Linked DNA regions of Homo sapiens: region 1 is linked to region 2. The links are chromatin contacts, found by Hi-C or POLR2A ChIA-PET in ENCODE. All regions are on one chromosome and are shown on one strand. The core of a region is the stretch at or near the end of the contact, and the rest is flanking DNA. Distances in the headings are between cores, read along the strand shown. Region 1 overlaps LOC102723406 (a long non-coding RNA gene). Region 2 overlaps STARD13 (StAR related lipid transfer domain containing 13).

Region 1 (4,584 bases), core at 1,904-4,403, 460 kb before region 2:
TCCTGTCAGGACCTTCATTCTCTCACTCCTTCAAGAGTTTGACAGCCTGCAAGCCTCCAGACCAGCCCTCAAGCTTCCAGACCAATGGTGCTTGGTTATCCACTCAACATTCACCAAGGCCTGACTTTCTCCTTTCTGGGTGCTTGGCTAAGCCAGGCCATTCCTGCTGCCATTCGCCCTTCCTCTGGGACTCACCAGTTGCAACCCTATCTCTTCTCTCTTCCATTTCCCCATTCCTCACACCACCTTACTGCACCCTCAGGGAAAACTACTCCCTCTAATTCTGTGCCCACAACTTTGTTTGCACTACTAAGGTGACACTAATCACACTACTTTGCTCTGTGGACTATAGCTTCAGCCTGGGGAAAGATAAAATTTAGAGCAGAGTTTCGGGTGTCACTTCAATTCACTACTGTGTAAGCTTAGACTCACCCTTTCTGAGCCTCATCCACTTTACCTATAAAATATATGTAATAACATCTCCCTCTCAAAGCTGCTGTGGGTGTTGTGATATATGTGAAAACAATTTGGAAACTACACATGCAAAGTATTTTTATTCCTATTGGCTGCTTGAAGGCAGGAACCATCCTATTCATTTTTGACCTAACCCCCATCTCCAGTGCATGCCAGGATGCAGCAGAGCACATTCATTTCAGTATAATTCTGAGAAAAAGAGAAAGGACCCATTTCAACTCAAACTTAATACCACAATTTGAACTTTGAAGTTGCTCAAAAGAGTTCTTTCAGATCTAAAGAGGAAAAAATGACTGGAAGACGAGCCTTTAGGCAACTTATTAACTGTTTTTACTTGCATAACAGATTATCTGGGGGGCCACATGAGCCTTTGACAGAACATCTGTGAAGTTAGAACAGTCTTCGGTCTTTTGTGTACTCTGAGAAGTCCAGGCCACAGGAGTTTGCCATTCTCTGATATTTTCTGCAACACATTAAACTGTTTAATGCAAATTTACTCCATTCTAAATTTGCATGGGGCCCAGGAGCCCTTTGAGAGAGAGCTTGAGTGAGACCTTGGGTTGACATATACAGGGCTGTCTGATGGCCAGGGTGAATGGGTATATTCCCAGAAGGGGAATAGACAAGAGAAAAAGAAAACAGCCTCCCTGAAGTGATGCTTCATGGAGAAGTCTTAAAGGATGGTGCGGTTTTTGCAACAAGGTGTGGATGAGGCAGGGAGTAGGGGCTTCCAGGAGGCTGTGCCCCTGGCTTTCTTTCCCATCTTGAGTGTGGATCACCGTGTCTGATGATCAGACCGGTCAGGTTGTGCCCTAAACAAAGGCACACACACACAGGAAGGCATCATTCACATTGTAGGTTTGTGCACACTTTCTTTGCAATTTTCTGCCAGAGGAAAGTCAAGTGTCTTAAGGACTCGCCTAATTCTTACCAAGGCACTGTTGGAAAGTCAAGTGTCTTAAGGAAGGGGTGACTTTCCTAATTTTTACCAAGGCACTGTTTAGGGTAGGGGAAGCCCTGGCAGGGACCCTTGGAAGAAGAGGGCTGTCTATAGTGGAAAAACTATCACATTAGGAGCCCAATAGTTCTACTTTAGTTCAGTATCTTAGTTATTTTAGCCCCTTAGAACCTAACACAACACCTGGTACATATTTATTCAGTAAATTGGATTGATCAATGCCTATGGGTTTTTAAAGTTTTATCCAGGAGGCATCACAGATCTCATTTGTTCTTTATTCCTTTTGTGTTCTCTTCCCAGACTTGTGGTTTTGTCACAAGGAGATAATATTTTCAGCAAAAAATATAAACTTTCCCTCAAGACACAAATTAGAAAATATGGTGGTGCGGTCCCTGGTGAGGAAGCCATCCTTCCAGGCCCAGAATTTCCTGCCCTGTCCATTTCCAACTTATCATAAATACTTTCCTGACCCCTAAAATGCAGGACACTGATCAACTCAGTTAAGAAGTTTTTATTTCAAGCCTGCTGGGCTTTACAAAGGACTGCATTTGACTCTGGGCATGGATTCAAAGTCCTTTTGAATAAATGACCTGCTTATCTAGCTGTCAAAATGTGGACCTCACTGGCACTCTTAACTATAGCCCTGATTCAAGTTTATGTGCCAGAAACGGAACTTCTGTCTTTCAAATTCAACAAGGTCTTCAGACCATGGCCGCCTTGCACAATATGGACCAGCAGTTGCTATTAGAGCAACTAAGGGTATTTACGGTTTATTCAAATAATGTAGTGCAAAGAATAGGAGGTTTGAAAGCCTGGCGAGGAGTGGAAGAATTGACTTCCATAAATCTAGGGCCCTAAAAATACCTTTTTTGTTCAAGCGTTGGAAAGAATTTTGTCGACCTTTCTGCTTCATTGGCATTTCTTTACGTTTTCCTGGTAACCAGAGACAAGTTGCACAATCGGTGTGGCATTTGGCTCCTGATTCTGGGGGAGAGGGAGCGCTGTCTGCTTTTTCAGCAGGCCCAGCACAGTGGAGCGCGGAGCATTCAGCACTGGGGGAGCCTGCCAGCAGCTGGCCCTGCCAAACTAAACAGGAATCAGCGCGGACAAAGGGAAGATTATGTGGTGGAAAAAGGATACCCCGAATTAAGGCAGGAAAGCCACGTCAATTATATTTGGAAGCGGTGTCTCTCCCCCGGGTTACAAAGCCGTGTCTCTAAGATTTCTGAGGATGTTGCTGTTTCACCGAAAGCTCACCCACAAAAGGTCAGTGGGTGGAGTTCAAACAAAATGCTTTTTCTCTTATGACTTCCTGTGGATCTTGATATCTCGCCACAAGTCTTTCTGCCACCACTGTGCCCTTCCATGCACACTAGTCACAGCAGGAGGAGGACAGGAACGCGCGCCAGGAGCGGATTAGGGGACGTGAGCAGGCGACCCTGGCAGAGGTTCTCCGCGCAGTGGCCCGCGGTGGGCTGGGCGTGCTGAGCACTGCGTCCCTGCTTCAGTCCTGATCTCAGCGGAAGAAAAATAAAAACACAACAAAACTCAAACCAACAAAACACCTGGGATTTCCCGGCCACCAGCCCCAGTGAGTGCCCCCACAGGATAAGCTCTTACTAACTCCTCCTGGTGGCCCCAGGCTGACCTCTGCAAGGTTACTGTTGGGAGTTGAAGGCAAAGCGGCCTGGCCCACTGCTGGTGATACCCAGGCTAGGCTAAGTCTCCTGAGGACACGTGGAGGCTCAGCGCAGGCGCAGGAGCAGCGCGGGGCTGGGAGAACTGGCAAAGCCACCTGCGGTGCTGTGCCCAGGGAGTCCATGATTCTTCTCTCCTCCTGTCTCCTTTTTCAAAATGCAAAATAAAATGAGAAATTTTGTTTTTAACAATAAAAGTAACAAATATATCATCACCAAGATGTTTAGATGTTAGTATTACTGGAAACAACTTGCTTTTTTTTCTCCTTAAATAAGTAAGACTTTGAAGATACAGTAAGGCCCCACCTTCATCCCTCCCCTCCCCAGAGTGAACCTCCTTAAATTTGTCTATATTGTTCCCACGTGATTTTTCTTATTTTTTCCATGCATAGTTTTATTTAAATATGATCTTGCATGGTTTTTAAATTTATGTAAATGATATCCTTTAAATATCTTTTTACAATTTACATTTTGCACTTAACCGGCCACTTTAGGAATTTATCATTGTGAATATCAATGTAAATCTAGCTTTAAGATTGTTTAATAAACTTTTCAATAAAAACAATTATTTTTTAAATCGATTCTATTCAGGAGCATGACTTTTTTCCCCACTTTTTAAATTACAAAGAATACAATTAGCATGTTTGTACATTTACACTAGCACACATGCCTAGTGTATATGGGAGTAGACCCTAAAGAACGAAGAAGTAGAGGCCGGGCGCAGTGGCTCACGCCTGTAATCCCAGCACTTTGGGAGGCCGAGGCGGGCAGATCACGAGGTCAGGAGACAGAGATCATCTCCTGGCTAACACGGTGAAACCACGTCTCTACTAAAAATACAAAAAATTAGCCGGGCGTGGTGGTGGGTGCCTGTAATCCCAGCTATTTGGGAGGCTGAGGCAGGAGAATGACGTGAACCCGGGAGGTGGAGCTTGCAGTGAGCCGAGGTCCTGCCACTGCACTCCAGCCTGGGCAACACAGCGAGACTCCATCTCAAAAAAAAAAAAAAAGAAAGAAAGAAATTAGAAGTAGAATTCCTGGGCCATAGGTCAGTTTCAACATTGCCAAATATTGACAAATTGCTCTCCAAGAGGGCTATGTTAATTTTCAAGCTCACCAGCAATGATCAAGATTTTCACCAAAACTTAGTGCACCCGATTAATTGTATTTGCTGACATGACGGTTTCAAGTGGTACCTGGCCGCTTGACTTTTCAATTCCGTGAGAACTAGTGAAGTTGAGCATATTTTCATATGCTGTTGTCCATTTGAGCTTTTTGCTTAAGCTGCGTATTTACATACTTTGCGACATTTCTATTGTGTTATTGCAGAGTTTTTAAAATAAATTTGCAATTTATATGTGGTTTCTACACATTTTCCAGTATATGATTTTCCTTTTTACTTTGTTTATGGTGTCTTTTAAATTTTAATATAGTTAAAATTTAATTTTCAATGTA
Region 2 (5,169 bases), core at 1,494-3,993:
GCAATGAATGAGAGTTTCTGTTGCTCCACATTCCCACCAGCATTTAGTGTTGTCAGTGTTTTAGATTTTTACCTTAGATATGTGGTTGTATCTCATGGATGTTTTAGTTTGCAATTCCCTAATGACATGTGATGTTGAGTGCCTTTTTAAAGGCTTGTTTACCATATATTCATCTCCTTTAGTGAGTTGTCTGTTCAGATGTTTTGCCCTCTTTTTAACTGGGCTGTTTGTTTCCTTATTGTTGAGTTTTAAGGGTTCTTTATATATTTTAGCTAATAGTCCTTTAACAGAGATATCTTTTGCAAATATGCTCTCTCTGTATATAGCTTGTCTTCTCTTTCTCTTGAAAGTTTTTTTCTCTGAAAGAACTAAGTAGAAGTATTGAATTTTAATGAAGTCTGGTTTATCAGTTATTTCTTTCATGGACCAGGCCTGTGGTGTTGAATCTAAAAGGTCATCACTTTATTCAAAGTCATGTAGATTTTCTCCTATGTTATCTTTTTGGAGTTGTATAGCTTTGTGTTTACACTTAGGTCTATGATTCATTTTGAATTAATTTTTGTGATGATATAAGGTCTGTGTCTAGACTAAATTTTTTTTGCATTTGAATATCCACTTGTTGCAACAGCATTTGTGGAAAGACTACCTTTTATCCATCGTATTGCCTTTGCTCCTTTATAAACGTAAGTTGACTCTCTTTGTGCGAGTCTGTTTTGGGTTCCTCATTCTGCTCCATTTATCTCTTTGTCTATTCTTTCACCAGTACCATACTATCATGATTACTATGGCTTCATAGGAAGTCTTGAATTTGGATAGTGTCAGTCCTCCAGTTTTGCCCCTTCATTATTGTGTTGGTTATTCTGAGTCTTTTGCTCCTTCATATAAACTTTAGAATCAATTTGCTGATATCCACTGTTTTGGTTTTTTGTTTGTTTGTTTGTTTGTTTAAAACTGGACATTTTAAATATTGTAATATGGCACCTCTTGAAATCAGATCTTCTCTTCCCAGGGTGGTCATTGTTGCTATCTGTTTAATGAATATCTGGAACTAATTCTCTAAAGTCTGTATCCCTTGTTGTATCCACTGAAGTATCTACTCAGTTAATTTAGTAATCAGCAAATGATTGGACAGAGATTTTCTTAGATACCTTCAACCAATCCCTCAGTCTTTGCTGAGCGGCTCTTTGTGCATGTTACAATATGGCTTCAGCACTGCAGCAGGGAATTGATAACTCTGCCTTAGCCTTGATTTCCTGCTTGTGCAGATCATCAAGGTCAGCTAAAGGTGGAAGATTAGGGCCAGCTCAGGTCTTTCCTGGGTATACACACAGTTCTGCACATGTACTTGGCCTTCTAGATTCCTAGGAATACATTGGAACTTTTCTAAGTCCCCTATGGACATCTCATTCTCCCAGATATTCTTTTTAAGCTTTTTGGTTAGCATCTTGTTTGGCTCAACTGTTATTACCATTTCAGGCAACTGCCATGTTGACTAATTACTACTGACTGTCTTTGACAAACACCCTGGGTATAAGCTAGTTTCAGTAATGATTTGAGTCAGGTTAAATAAAGACAAGCGCTGTGAACTGGGGGTTTTCAGGGAATTCCCAGACAGCTCAGATAATGACAATTCTTTGGTAACGGAGTTTTGGGGAAGCTCAAACATGTTCTTCCCTCTCCAGTGGATGCAAGGCTACTAGTTTTCACAGCTACTCTGACGGTGATGCTGTTGATTTTCAAAGCTCCTGAAAAGCTGGGGAAAAGGGCATAGGAATAGGGTGGGTTTGAATGTCACAAAGCTCACTGTCCTTACATATGTTTAACCATTTTTCTTAAATAGACACTTAGTGTTACTTAGTTTGTTGGAAGCCCATATCAATTTACAGCTTTCTTAAAAAGTTGATTTTGACAATATCTGCCAGTACTTTTGTTGATTTTATGAAGAAGTGGGGTTTTGGAGGTTTTCACTTAACCTTTTTCACTGATGTCACTCACTTGCATTATTTTTTATTCAGCTTTATTTAAATATAATTTATATTCCAAAAAATCACCAAAGCATACAATTTGATTAATTTTGTGAAATGTACAGCTATGTAACTATCACCACAATCGTGACATAAAACTTTATTTTTTCAGCTACAGGGTCCTACTATGTCACCCAGGCTGGAGTGCAGTGGCGTGGTCTCAGCTCACTGCAGCCTTGACCTCCCAGGCTCAAGTGATCCTCTCACTTCAGCCTCCTGTGTAGCTAGGACTACAGGCACGTGCCACCATGCCCAGCTAATTTTTTTTTTTGAGATGGAGTTTCACTCTGTCACCCAGGCTGGGGTGCAATGGTGCAATCTCGGCTCGCTGCAACCTCCGCCTCCCGGGTTCAAGCAATTCTCCTGCCTCAGCCTCCTGAGTAGCTGGGATTACAGGCATGTGCCACCACGCCTGGCTAATTTTGCATTTTTAGTAGAAATGGGGTTTTACCATGTTGGTCAGGCTGGTCTTGAACTCCTCACCTCAGGTGATCCACCTGCCTTCACCTCCCAAAGTGCTGGGATTACAGGCATAAGCCACCACACCCGGCTTAATTTTTATATATTTTTTTTGTAGCGACAGGGCCTCTCCATGTTGCCCAGGCTGGTCTCAAACTCCTGGGCTCAAGCGATCTGCCCACCTTGGCCTCCCAAAGTTCTGGGATGACAGGCATGAGCCACCATGCCCAGCCGTGACACAGAACATTTTTGTGACCTCAAAAAGTCCCCCAGTGCCAGCATTTGGCAACCACTCATCTGTTTCCTGTCACTACAGTTTTGCCTTGCCTGAAATTTTTTTGATGAGTGGAATCCTGTAGTGTATGCTCTTTGTGTCTGGGTTCTTTTACTTAGCATAATGACTCTGAGATTCATGTATAGTGTTGTATGTATCAATAGTTAGTGCCTTGAATTGTTGAGTATTCCATTGTATGGATATACCACAATTTTTATATCCATTTACCAGCTGATGGACATTTGGGCCATTTCTACTTTTTGGCTATCTTATGATTAAAGCTGCTATGAACATTCAAGTACAAATCTTTTTACAGCAAAAAAAAAATTATAAAAAGTATAAATCTTTTTGTGGACATGTGATTTCTTTTATCTTGCATAAGTAGCTGAGAGTGGAATTGCTAGATCAAGTACTAAAAATATATCTAATTTCATAAGAGACTGCCAAACTGTTTTCCAAAGAGACTGTACGCTTTGGAAGTTTCAGTAGTTCTGAATCCTTGCTAATACTTAATGTTGTCAGCGTTTTTACTTTAGGTATTCTGTTGTGTAGTGGTGTCTCGTTATGATTTTAATTTGCATTTCTTTCATGACTGATGATATTGAACATCCTTTCATGTCTTCTCTTAGAAGTATCTGTTTGAATATTCTGCCCATTTGAAAATCAGGTTGTTTGACTTGTTACTGAGTTTAAGAATTCTTTAGGTGTTCTGTATATGAGTCCTTTATCAAATACATGTTTTGCAACTGCTTTTTCCAAGTAGAGAAGCAATTTGTAAGGTACAGGCAAACATCTGAGTTTAGGGGCAATAAAAGGACCCAGAGCTATAAAGTCAAATCTACTTAGAGTCTTCAGCTTTAGAAAATAATAAATAAACTTCCTGCATGTGTCAGAAAGTATAAAGCATATTCGAGTCTGTGGTATATAGAAGATGATTCCTTTGATGTCTTGTGTGTGTGTCGTAGATCAAAAGCTTTTCCACAGAAAAGCAGAATGGAGTGTTTTGTTTGTGCTTCCAAACCCTAATGGAAGAACAAGTTCACTAGATAAGTTCATTTTATAAATAACAGGCAATCCTCCCCTAAACAAACCTGTTACAGAGCCACCAAATGTGCAATATCCACCATTTTTTTTCACTTCACACCCACTCTTAGGTAGACATGCTAACACACGTGGAACAGACCAAAGAGACAGGCTGAGAGCCTGCCAAAGATGGTCTCAGATGAGATGATCAGCTTCCAACTCAGCATTGCCTGCTATATCTGACACTAATGAATGCGTAGTCAGAGGGTACATTGGAGGTGGTTGAAAATGAGGAGAGTCATTAAACGTATTTCAGTCGGTGAGCGACGTGAGAAAAAGTTGAGAAATAGAACTGGTTTCAGTGTAAAGTTTTAGAAGTGGTAGTGAAACCAATTAGGAGGCTGATGCCTGACTCTTGATAAACAACGACAGGAGACTGAATTAGGGCCAAAGGAGAGGCAAGACTTCAAAGACATCATAGAGGTATAATTGACAGGATTTGGTGATCAACGAATGTAGATTGTGAAGGAGTAGAGCCTCAAGATGACATTATTTTCTAGTTTGGATGGCCCATTGGTGATGCTCTTAGTCAAGACAAGACAGTACGTAGGAGAAACAGGTTTTGAAGAGAATGCAGAATGTGACTCTGGCCTCAGATGAGATGCCTGGGCTGGAGACAGAGGACTGGGTATCACTTGAGTCTAATTTATGTTAAGATTCTTCAGTAAGGCCATGGAGAGTAAAAAGGGATGGACCTCAGTCTGAATTCTAACAAAAAAATTAATAGTTAAAGGGCAAGTACTGCTTCGTGGCAGGAAGGAGATGGTGTCCAGAGAGATGAGATAATTCATAATCTTGAATGTCAAGGATGAAAAGAATTTCAAGGAATGATGGGTACTAATTTGTGACTATTGCTATTAATAGGTCTTTGCTAAAAAGAAGCCATTGAATTCAATGGTTAGAAATTCATTGGTCAAAACTGGAAACAAGCTGGGCGCGGTGGCTCACGCCTGTAATCCCAGCACTTTGGGAGGCTGAGGTGGGTGGATCACGAGGTCAGGAGATCGAGACCATCCTGGCCAACATGGTGAAACCCCATCTCTATTAAAAATACAAAAATTAGCCTGTGTGGTGGTGTGCACCTGTAGTCCCAGCTACTCAGGAGGCTGAGGCAGGAGAATTGCTCGAGCCTGGGAGGCAGAGTTTGCAGTGAGCCGGAGATTGCGAAACTGCACTCCAGCCTGAGCAACAGAGTGAGACTCCGTCTCAAAAAACAAACAAACAAACAAAAGAAACGACTGGAAACAGCTCAAATGTCCATCAGCAAGAGAATAGGTAACCCAATTGTGTGTCTTCATACTCAGGAACTAAGCTGAATGATTATTGGTA

What was found. Hi-C counts contacts between places; a loop is a spot of excess contacts on that map. ChIA-PET counts read pairs that join two places held with the same protein, here RNA polymerase II (POLR2A). Pooled maps may share reads with other maps.
Region 1: a loop to region 2 is called in a pooled map, with 23 times the contacts of the local background. The contact joins two enhancer-like sites. A Hi-C loop is called at or near these places in 1 of 37 single-sample maps with no recorded cell type and 7 of 50 pooled maps. POLR2A ChIA-PET finds 5 or more read pairs at or near these places in 1 of 52 experiments (activated T-cell).

What each region holds. Positions count from the first base shown.
Region 1 is chr13:33,609,125-33,613,708 of GRCh38, reverse strand. It overlaps LOC102723406 (a long non-coding RNA gene), which reads right to left. Exons shown (of 6, transcript XR_007063750.1): 5 at 3,081-3,276; 6 at 1,931-2,942. It also overlaps a transcript of STARD13 not described here. Among named protein-coding and RNA genes, the nearest start is that of RFC3, 210 kb to the left of the region's middle. Within about 2 kb of position 3,153, at least 25 of the 41 ENCODE cell types and tissues checked have a DNase peak (open chromatin) inside an H3K27ac peak, as active enhancers do.
Region 2 is chr13:33,143,450-33,148,618 of GRCh38, reverse strand. All of the region lies in intron 3 of STARD13 (StAR related lipid transfer domain containing 13), which reads left to right. Among named protein-coding and RNA genes, the nearest start is that of KL, 130 kb to the right of the region's middle. RefSeq lists an enhancer at 1,452-1,751. Within about 2 kb of position 2,743, at least 3 of the 41 ENCODE cell types and tissues checked have a DNase peak (open chromatin) inside an H3K27ac peak, as active enhancers do.